3 separate regions of the Homo sapiens genome follow, and regions 1 and 3 are each linked to region 2. A link is a contact called in ENCODE Hi-C or POLR2A ChIA-PET data. All regions are on one chromosome and are shown on one strand. Each heading gives the region's core, a stretch centred on a gene start or an enhancer-like site at or near the end of the contact. The rest is flanking DNA. Distances are from core to core; before and after follow the strand shown.

Region 1 (3,649 bases), core at 569-3,068, 490 kb after region 2:
AACACAGTGCCCGGGGCATGGGAGGCACTTCCTAAATATTTGTGGAGGAAATTAAGGCATGAAGGAAGGATTAAATAATGAAAGATGAAGAGAGGAAGAATAAATTGGAGAAGGAGGAAACTAAAGGCAGAAGGAGAGAAGACAAATTCTGAACAAGCACCTATCATGTATCACGCACTGTTCTAGGCCCCAGGTATACTCAGTGGTGAAAAACAACCCCAGATACATTGCTGCACCTAGGAAGCTCACAATCTAAAAGGAAGAAAAACCACCTTCTTAACCCAAGTGTTGGATCTAGGCCCTGCCATCCTTTCCCAAGACTTGAATCTCTTCCCATGACCTTCAGAATCAAGGCCAATCTCCTTAGCTCAGCATTGCAAAGTCAGGGTAGGTAGACTATGCTGCAGTAACAAACAGCCCTCCACATTTCAGTGACTTACACAAGTGTATTTGTCATTCAGACAAACCCACTGCCGTTCCAGTGTGGACTCCAGAGTGCTATCCCCACTGTGTTGACTCAAGATTTTGGGGTGTTTTGTTTCAGTGGCACCTCCATATGTCATATTGCCCATTTCTCTTCTGCTCAAGACAGTGAGGTTGAAACTCCAAGCCTCATTACAGAGCATTTGCTGGGCTATCTCTGAACCATTGCACAGCCTTGCCTCCTGTAGAGAAGAGGTACAACCCAAGTGTCCCACAATGGATAATTAGATAAAGATACCATGATATCTTTATCTATCTATCTATACACACACACACACATACACACACACACACACACACACACACACACAATGGAATTCCATTTAGCCATAAAAAAAAATGGAATCCTGTCATTTGAAGCAATGTGGATGAACCTGGAGGACATTAAGTTAAGTGAAATAAGTCAGGCCCAGAAAGATACATACCACACAATCTCATTCATATGCAGAATCTAAAAAGTTGATCTCGTAGAAGTAGAGAGTAGAATGGTGGTTACTAGAGACTGGAGAGGAGAGGGCGAGGAGGCATGGTGAGAGGTTGGTCAATAGGTACAAAGCTACAATCAGGTAGCAGGAATAAGTTCTGCTGTTCTATTACACAGGAGGGTGACTATGGTTACAATATTATATTGTATATTTTAGAGTAGCTAGAAGAGAGGATTGTGAATGTTCTCACCACTAAGAAATGATAATGTACGCGGTGATAGATGTACCAAATACCCTGACTTGATCATTACAGAATGTATACATGTATAAAAACATCACACTGTACCCCATGAATATGTACAATTATTGTGTCAATTTAAAAATTAAAAATAAATAAGTAAATAAAGGCATGGACAATTAACAAGAAGACACAGCCAACTCACTCCCACCTTGCCCAGCTGGAAAGTGTTGAAAGATCCTGAGATTCTGATGCCATGAGCTCAGCTGCACAGGAGGGCATGGGAGAGAGAGGCGGAAGCAAAGTGTCCGGCAACTTCCCTTTGGGCCTCATCTTCTCCACTGAAAAATGGGTAGATCTGCCTCTGGGAAGGGTCATACAACTCCAAGCAGCTGGAGTCTACCTCCCTGCAGATAGTTCCTACCCAGGGGCAGCTATGAGCCTGGCCTGTGAAGTGGAGAGAGGGAAGAAATTCTTCTTGAGGTTGGACATTCTCAGCCCATGGCCACCATGTGTCAGCTGAAGGGAAGCAAGCCAGGGAGTTCAAATAGAGAAACAGGAAGAAAGCAAACCAACCCATCTCCCTGGTTTCCCCCACGCCGCTGCAATGCACTAGAGGATGAACCAGCTCGTTCTCTTCACTTCTTTTTCTCTTGGTGGTAGCGGTAGGGCCAGAGGGTGAGTAAGCCAGAAGGTTCCCCAGTGTGGTCTCGGTTAAGGTTACTGGATACTTGCTTCAGTCCCATGGGTGATGAGTTCAGTGTCAACTCACACCTACCCCACCCCACCCCTGGAGGCCCTCTCCTGGGTTTTTCTTTCCTCTCCCAAGTTCAAGTCAAAACATGGTCAACCCCCCACACTTCCCTCACCCCTGGCCCGGCCCAACCAGCCCCTAACCAGAGCACAGGGCGCAGTCCATAACCACATCTTGCAACATGATTCACTGCGTCTGTGGAGGGACTGATGCAATTGTGGGTGAGGAGTCATTTCTACTGATGGGGAAACCACAGCAACCTGGCCAGGGGTGGGAGGGCAATCCATGGGGACCTACCCTGAGACAGGCCGCGATCAAGAACCCTCAGCGTCCCCAGAGCAACCCAGCCACACCATGACTGAGGCCAGAGAGCAGAGGCCCAGGACATGCTGTCCTCCTGCGGAGAGGCAGTAGGCTGGGGGCCGGGAGGAAGGCAGGGGTCTTGGCAAGAGAGGGACTGTTCAAAGACAGCAACTCTTCCAGGAACCCCCAGAGTGATCCATCTTTCTCTGTGAGCAACATGGACGTGTGAGGTTCTTGGAGGAGGCCAGGAAACCACAAGCAGGAAAATCGCTTTCTCTGGGTGCTGGGTCCGTGCCTGGACCAAAGATTGAAGCCACATTGCTGCTCACTGCACTACATGGGAAGCACACACACATGCCTGGAGAGCATGTACTCCCACCGCCAGAGCAGGTGCCCAGGAGACACACAGAACTGAATCTGAAATTGCAGGGGCCCAGCAGCCTACATGCTGTGGCCTGGATCAGCTGGGCACACCTGCCTTGGGTGCCTGATCTACTGTTCATTTCCAATGCCCAGCTCAGCCACCTGCCCAGTGGACCCTGCGCTTATCCCTCTGGCTATGTGAGCTCAAGCCAGCAATTTCCCCTCTCTGGACTGCCCTCTCTCTCTTCCGAACCCTAGTGCTCACTTCTGCAACTTAGCAAGGGATTATATGATGCCCCGTGACAACACTTGCTCTTTCCCTGTGTTTCTATCTTATTTCTCCATTTTCATCATAAGCTATTCTAGACAGGGCTGGGCTAGCCTCGAGAAGTTATCCCTGCCCCACCTCTACTCACTGATCTTGACGCATCTCTGCAGAGGAGGTATTTTTACCCTATTCCACTGAAGAAGAAACTTAGGCCCAGGAGGTAATAGAGCCAACAAGGACACTAGTAAGGGGCAGACTTGGAGCTAAGACTCAAATGCGCTTCAAAACCCCTGCCCAGCATTCTCTCCAAACCCCAGCCACCTAACCCAATTCCTTCATGGAGTCTCCTGGTGAAGGGCCAAAGAGATGAGGATCTCTCCAGAAGGTACCAAGCAAGATGTAAATATGAGAGAGAATAACGTCTGACCTCCCAGATCTGCAGGTCACAGACCTACAGCTCCAAGATCCACATTTTTTAAAATGTGCCACCCCCCATCCTCACCGTCCCTTTGGCTCACAGTCTGGAGGCTCCCTGGAGCACCATAAAAGACAGAACTTAGCCATCCGTGTGCAAGCCTGACCCCTGGTGACCAGAACCTTGAACTGCATGGCCAACCAGGCAGGCCCAAGAAATTAAGAGATCTGGCACTCACTCACTTGCCCAGCAAACTTCTGACCAGCACGGAGCTTATGGATTAGGCCACATCTACCTACCCTTCAGCCCAGGTGACTCTGGAACCACAGGCAATGGAGCCTTATTAACCTAACCCCTCACATGGCTAGCACATATGTCCATGATGAGCATAACTCATGCA
Region 2 (3,218 bases), core at 31-2,530:
CTCAGAGAGTGACACTGACATGGGTGAAAGACCCTGAGAGCCACGCTGGTGACAGCAGCTGATGGAGCCCATTGCCCCTGCTCTTTCTGTAGGTGAATCCCACAGCTCAGTCAATCTCCCCTTTTGCCTGATTGGTTTGAAGTGGATGCCAGAATTGTAACTGAGAATCCAAACTACTATCTCCAAATTGAGTCTGGTAACCTTAGACAGAGGCTGGCCTCTTATGTGCCCATTCTGTGTCAGCATTTGGGGGAAGGTAAAAAACAAACAAACAATGAAACAAAACAATCAGCCTGGCTTATCTGAATACGCACAACACCGCAGAGACGGCGCCAGTGGAGGCATGCCTCAGACCACGCCATTAACAGAGGCCCCAAAAGTTCTCAGCCCCGTCTCCATCCCACAGCACAGAACTGCTCCAGTGGAGTGAACCAGTCAGGGTGGCCTCGACTGACCTCTGCTACCTGCTGGTGTGTACACAGTCTCGACTCGAGCCCCCTCAAAGCCCGCGTGAGAAAGCAGGTGCTGCCTGCCTGCTCCATATTATTAGAATTCATTTCCATATGTTCCTTTCATCTTCTCTCCAGGATAATTGTTCTTCTGGGGCTCAGGGCGTGGGAGGGCAGGAGGTGCACACTCCTGTTTATCAACTCACTAAATGCCTGCTTTAAATTAAAACCCACACCACATGCTGGCTCACACAGGAATAATATTAAGACCAACTGTTTTCCTGCCTCCTGCTATCAATGCCAAACTGATTTAAACCCGCGTTTCCTTTCCATCTAGGGACATCCATTCTGGAAGTATCTAGCAATAACCTAGTTCCTACAGCTCCCAATCCTTTTTTTTTTTTTCTTTTCTCTTCTCTTTTTTTTTTTTTTTCTCTTTTGAAAGACCCTCCTGCACTTAAGAGGACACACAGCCTGAAAGATCCTTTTATACCCTTTACTGTCAGCCAAACCCTAGTCCAAACAGTGTGTCTGTTTAATCAGTCAACAAGCCATTATTGTACCTTCTCAGTGCCAGGCCCGGTGCTAAGTCCTTCATATACATAGTCTCATCTAATCTGATCTAATCCTCCCAATAAACCTGAGAGAGGTATTATCATCCCTTTCCAGAGGAGAAGCAGAGGTCTGGAGAGGAAGAGCGACCTGCTCAAGGTTAGGTGGCTGCGGGCGGTGGAGCTGGCAGTCCTGCCCATGCTATCTCACTTCGGAGCCCCGCCCTCTGCCCAGCGGCTGGCCACCAATCTGCTCTCCATTATCCCAGCTGCTCCTCTCACCCCACCTGTGGCCAATAGGCCGGGATCATTGCCTGTTCTGTACGCACACGGGATCCAGACTGCACTGGCAGTTACTCACCTAGAGTGATTTCATCAACAGGAAGGATTCTGCTGCTGAGGCAAAATCCACTTCAACGGCCTTCCTTTGACTGAGGTGAGCCCACTAATCCTCTGGGTTAAAACATATGATCCTGTTCTATGGTGAGTAGTTCTATGCAAACCTAGCCCCAAAGCCTAAGGAAGCTGAGAGGCCAAAGAAAGAGGCCAAGAAACCCAGGTTCTCAGAAAGAAACATTTAATAGGGACTCACGAACAACCCATGTCTTGGGTGGCTGCAAGGCGCAATGGTGGACGCCTGCACTGCTACCCCCAGACCCAGGGCTCGTATGCCATAGGGAATTTGCCTAAGGGCAGGATTTATAGTAAGTATGTGTTTATGGTAACATCAAGGTTGTTTTGATCTAAGGGCAGGATTTACAGCAACTACATGAAAGTAGAGATCTTAGAGGCTTTCCTGGAGCTGGGGTTAATCAGAAGTCAGCATGGCACATTAGCATCCAAGATGGAGTCACTTCAGCCTCCACAGGTCCTCAGACATCCCCTTTAAAATGCACCTGCTGTCAGTGTAGTCAGTGCAAAACAAACAGCCCCAACATTTAGTAGCTTCAAACAACCACCATTCTATTTCCTCATTCTTCTGTGGGCCAGTAGTTTGGGCTGGGCTCTTCTGGGCGGGTCTTCTGCTGGTCTTGTCTGGAGTCACTCATGCAGCTACACTCATCTGGCAGCTCGCCCATGGCTGCTCCTCATTGCTGCCAGGGGCTCCAAGGGAACAACAGTGGAAGCTGCAGGACCTCTTGAGGTCTGGGCTCAGAAGCTCCATGACATAACTTCCTCTGCATTCAATTGGTCAGTGCAAGTCGCAAGAGGCAGAGAAATCCACTTCACCTCTTACTGGGATAAAGGGTGTACATACCGGTATTGGGGGGAATTTGTGCCCATTTTTTTGCAAGCTGCCACACTTGGGAAGGTTGGTGAATTAAGGTGTCTCTAAAGCAGGTCTTCTCAGTCTTGGCACTGCCGACATGTTGGGACGGATGATTCAGGGGATTCCTGCTTTGGGGGACTGTCCTGTGTAATGCAGGTTTAGCAGCACCTCTGGCCTCTACTAGCTGTCAGTAGCACTGCCCCAGTGGGGACACACAAAAATGTCTCCAGACATCAGCTAATGCCTCCATGGAATGGGAGTATTGTCTCTGTTTGCTGACCATTGCTCTAAAGCAAGGGCCCCAGAGAAGTTGCTTCCCGAGCCTCTTGCAGTGGCTCCCCTTGGGCCCCATGATGGGCTCTCCTCAGTGCGGGCCAGCCGGAGGAGAGGGGGCTTTGAGAGTGAGAGGCAGGAGGTACAGTTTAGAAACACAGCCCCTGTGTTTTGCCAGCCCTACCTCAGCACAGCACTCACGGCCAGGCCAGGGCCAGGGGAGCGTGTCTTGGTCCCACCAGCCCACGGGGCAAAGGGCCCTGCTGAGGCAGGTCCAACTCTGGACTCTGCTCTCATCACCCCCAACTTCCTGCCACTCCCCAGCCCCACTGTGTGCTCCCCAAACTTCATTCAGCCACCTTTCCACGGGGCTGCCTCGCCAGCTCACACAGCAAGGCCAGGAGTGAGTCCAGCTCTGACAGCCTGGGCCTCACACTTGCCAGCTCCTGCCAGCGCTCTCCATAGGCAGTCGAGGACTCCTGAGTGGACTGACTGCTGGAACCACAGGCCTGCGGCCCACCTGGCCATGGGCAGCACCACCACCTGAGAAAACCTCGGCCTGTCTGCCGGCAAACACAGCTGGATCCACTTTCCATCCATATCCAGAATCTGACCACCTCCCACTACTCCCAGCCTGGCACCAGCCACCAGCACCTCTCACCTACATGCTCCCAG
Region 3 (3,517 bases), core at 618-3,117, 420 kb before region 2:
CACCTGCATCTCTGCCCTTCCTGCCTTCTCTAGGTGCTCTTAGCTCTGCATTTCTGCTCCTTCCTGCGGGGGCAGGAGGTTGGGCCTGACTCTGAAGCCCTAGTAGGGCCTGTCTTCCAGAAAGACAAGCACGTAGACACTGCAGGCAGCCACCTTGGGGTGGGGAAGGGAACACCCGCCTGGCATCTGGCTGTTCGCTGGGTGGGGATGCCTCTTTCTGCTGCCTTTGTTACCCTTTTCCCTCACCACTGCCAGCACTCAGGCTCCATAGTTAAAAGGCGGCACCAGGTTCTTCCCAGCAAGAACCTCAGGAGCTCTGGAGGCACCTTCTGGGTGGGGTTTGGTTGGATAAGCAAAGCATCTCCTTCAATCCTTCAGCCTCCATTCTGCTCAGTCCCTGGAAGGTCGGGTGGTAGCATGGGAGGAGGCCACCTCCTAAGCTTCCCCCGCCCTCCCCAGTGCCCCTGTTCCTCTGAGCTCTGGAGGTCACCAGGGCGCTGCGGAGCTCATTGCAAGCTGCCCTGGCTTGTTATCGGTCTTGAGAGACTCGTCTCTCTCTAGCTGCCTGTAAACCTCTGGGACCTGATGGATGGGTTTTGTTGTTTTCCTTCCCCCTGACTTGTTGGTGCTGTCACCTCCAGTCCCTGGTGGATGGACATCTTTTTATTCCAGCAAACCCACTACCTGTACTACCCATTCACTTAGTCATTCACTGAGGCTCACCATTGGCCATAAGATCACCAGGGCCTAGACACACAGAGGGGTGTGAGCACAGAACACAGTCCTTGCAGGGCTCTGGGTTTTGTAGGTGTGAGATGTGCCCGAGGCCTGCCAATTCACGGTGGCAAGTGCCCTGATGATGGCTGCACTGGCTCGTATGGGAACATTGCGGGAGGTGCATGGGGCCGCTTCTCAGAGGAGGCGATGTTTGAGCTGAATTGGAGGAAAAACAGTAAGGGTTCCCTAGATGGGGGTGGAGGGCTGGGAGAGAACTTTCTGGAAAGGGCACATCAGTCTGAGGGAAACACCTACATGCAGGCTGGCAGGTGAGAGGACAGAGTCCTTTCTGGGATCAGGACTGTTTGGGGCCACTGGAATAAGTGCAGGAGACTGGAGACAAGGCTGGGGAGAAGGCGGGACTTTGGTCATGGAGGTACTTGGAGTCTTTATCCTGTAGGTGGTGTGAAGACCAGAAAGGAGGCTGTTGCACTAGTTCAGGAAGAGAAGAGGAGGTGGGCGACAGAAGTAGAGGCAGCGCTCTGAGGGACCTTGGGCAGGTGGAAGCCACAAAACTGGATGGCCATGAGGGCAAGGTGAGGAGGAGGGGGAGGCGAGGAGGAGAGGGAGGCGAGGAGGAGGCGGAGGAGAGGAGGAGGGGGAGGCAAGGCCGACTCCAGGTCTCCTACTCAGGTGGCTCATGGCTCGGGGCCACTCGCTGCTCACCAATCCTGTGAGCAGAGGAGGAGCAGATATGGTGTAGGGTGCATATGTGAATCCAATTTTGGTGATGCTGAGGTTTGGATGCCCGAGGCCGCTCAGGAAAGGACATCCAACAAGCATTTGGTGTCAAGTTTGGCAAAGAGATCTCTTCTGGAGAATTGACTTGGGCACCATCGGCATTAGGCAGCATTTGGACCTCTGTGATGTAGATGACGTGATTAAACGGCAGTGTGTAAAGACAGGAAGAAGGCCTATGCAAGACCTCGGTACTGGCATAGGAGGGGCTAGGAGGGCAGGGTATGACGGAGGCTGAGAGGAGCACTGTGGAGAAGGAGCAGGTAACATGCTTGAGTGCTGCACAGACTGAGTCAGACAGGACTTGGTCTGACCACTGGCAGGAAGCCCGTTGGTGCCCTTGGCTTGAGTTCAATGGCAGAATGGCAGAAGAGGGTGTAGGCTGTGAAACTGACGCAGGAGAGGCAGGCTGCCGCAGCCACTCCTGACGGCACAGCTTTGAGCTCCGTGCTGGGTGTTCAGTGCTCGGGATAACACATGTGCAGTAAACATTTCTAGAATGACCCACTTTGGGGGTTGAAGAGACTTTTTTGTTTTTAAAATAGGTGGGACTTGAGCATCTCACCTCTCCCACCCCCCAGCCCCTGAAGTGAGTCAGAATCAGAAAGGTAATGGATAGGAAGTTTCCAGTTCTTATCCAGATCTGGAAATTCTGATCTAACCCGGGAAAAATGTTGAGGTCTGTTTAGAAAGACATGAGTGCTCCCTGGGGGCAAGAGAGCCTTTTCTCTGGGGCCTTTCCAGTAGCCCCAGCCTCACCGGTCACCTCCAGGTGGTGAGCTGGGCATTTAGGGAAGCCGTGCCTTTTGGCGCTAAGCTGCTGTTTTTGCAAGACTGGGCGGCTGGAGATCCTTTCTCAAGTCAGCAGCCATCCCAGGGAAGAAGGACCAGAGTAGGAGTGCTGGGCTAGGATCCTGGTCCAAGCTCTGCCATTATCGTATGTGAAACAGTCATCTCTCTGGGCTTCAGTTTTTCCATCTGCAAAGCAAGAATTCCAACACTACATTCACAGGAGTATCTGAAGGATAAGATGAGATAATAGATGCAGAGGTGATGTGAAAAGTAGGAAGTGCTTTACATGTGCCAGTTTTCTTCATTCATTCACTCTCATTCACGCATGTACTAATTTAGCAAAAAATGATGAAGCATCCATTAGATGCTATAATTGCAAATTGCTAAGTGTTCAGGGCAGAGCAAGTGGACAGACTTTGTAACAAAAGCCTGCTTTTGACTATTTTATCCCTGCCCCCACTGTCTGCAGAAGAAAGAGAAGGGTAGAGCTGATGGGTCAGTGGGCATCTGTGCCCTAGGCTGGGGGTCATCACTAGCCCTCATTTTGCCCTGCAATCAGTAGACTCTGTGCGTGGGATTCTGTGATGGGAGGAATTTTCTACCCTCTTTGTTCTGGTAGGGAAGAGTTTACAATGAGTAGGGTCAAGGGTTGTTTTCTGCTTTGTAGTGTTGATTCCAGAGGCTGCCTCATCTGTTGTCTGGCAGCAACGGCACACTGGCCATTGACATGGGCAAAGGTCACTGTACTGAGATGTGAGTGCAACAGAATCATGGGGCAGCTTTAGCAGACCATCATCAGAGACAGCTCAGTGGATGCAGCTGCCTTCTGAGGATAAAAGATTTGGATTCAACTCGGGTGGGTGAACTTGGACAAGGTGCTTAACCTTACCAAGACTCAACTTCCCTATCTGTAATAGGGGACTCTTAATACCTACCCTTTATGCTTGGTGAAGATAAAGTGAGAGTCATGAGAGAATGTCCTCCTCTCCTTCTTCCATTGACGTCAATTCATGATCACTGACCTCATCGGGCAGTTATCTGACTCAGGTGTATCAGATCTAGCGGGTACAGTGACCTCTGTGCCACTCATACGCCCCTCAGTTATTAGGTACCAGGCTTCTGGTGATGTGAAGAGTGTCTGTTGTAGCCACTGTTTCTGAATTGTTAATAAAATAAGACAGCTCTGGTCTGGAGGAGAGTTGGGGAGAAG

What was found. A loop is a pair of places that touch in the nucleus more often than their neighbours do. ChIA-PET counts read pairs that join two places held with the same protein, here RNA polymerase II (POLR2A). Pooled maps may share reads with other maps.
Region 1: a pooled map shows a loop between it and region 2 (2.2-fold over the local background). The contact joins two enhancer-like sites. A Hi-C loop is called at or near these places in 15 of 37 single-sample maps with no recorded cell type and 3 of 50 pooled maps.
Region 3: a loop to region 2 is called in a map of PC-9, with 2.3 times the contacts of the local background. The contact joins two enhancer-like sites. A Hi-C loop is called at or near these places in 1 of 168 maps with a recorded cell type or tissue (PC-9) and 1 of 37 single-sample maps with no recorded cell type. POLR2A ChIA-PET finds 5 or more read pairs at or near these places in 1 of 52 experiments (activated CD4-positive, alpha-beta T cell).

The regions. Positions count from the first base shown.
Region 1 is chr15:70,484,798-70,488,446 of GRCh38, forward strand. No RefSeq gene overlaps it. Among named protein-coding and RNA genes, the nearest start is that of LINC02205, 19 kb to the right of the region's middle. RefSeq lists an enhancer at 1,940-1,999. Within about 2 kb of position 1,819, at least 8 of the 41 ENCODE cell types and tissues checked have a DNase peak (open chromatin) inside an H3K27ac peak, as active enhancers do.
Region 2 is chr15:69,996,044-69,999,261 of GRCh38, forward strand. The region is part of intron 2 of LOC101929129 (a long non-coding RNA gene); the gene reads right to left. Among named protein-coding and RNA genes, the nearest start is that of MIR629, 82 kb to the right of the region's middle. Within about 2 kb of position 1,281, at least 2 of the 41 ENCODE cell types and tissues checked have a DNase peak (open chromatin) inside an H3K27ac peak, as active enhancers do.
Region 3 is chr15:69,577,149-69,580,665 of GRCh38, forward strand. No RefSeq gene overlaps it. Among named protein-coding and RNA genes, the nearest start is that of PCAT29, 13 kb to the right of the region's middle. Within about 2 kb of position 1,868, at least 5 of the 41 ENCODE cell types and tissues checked have a DNase peak (open chromatin) inside an H3K27ac peak, as active enhancers do.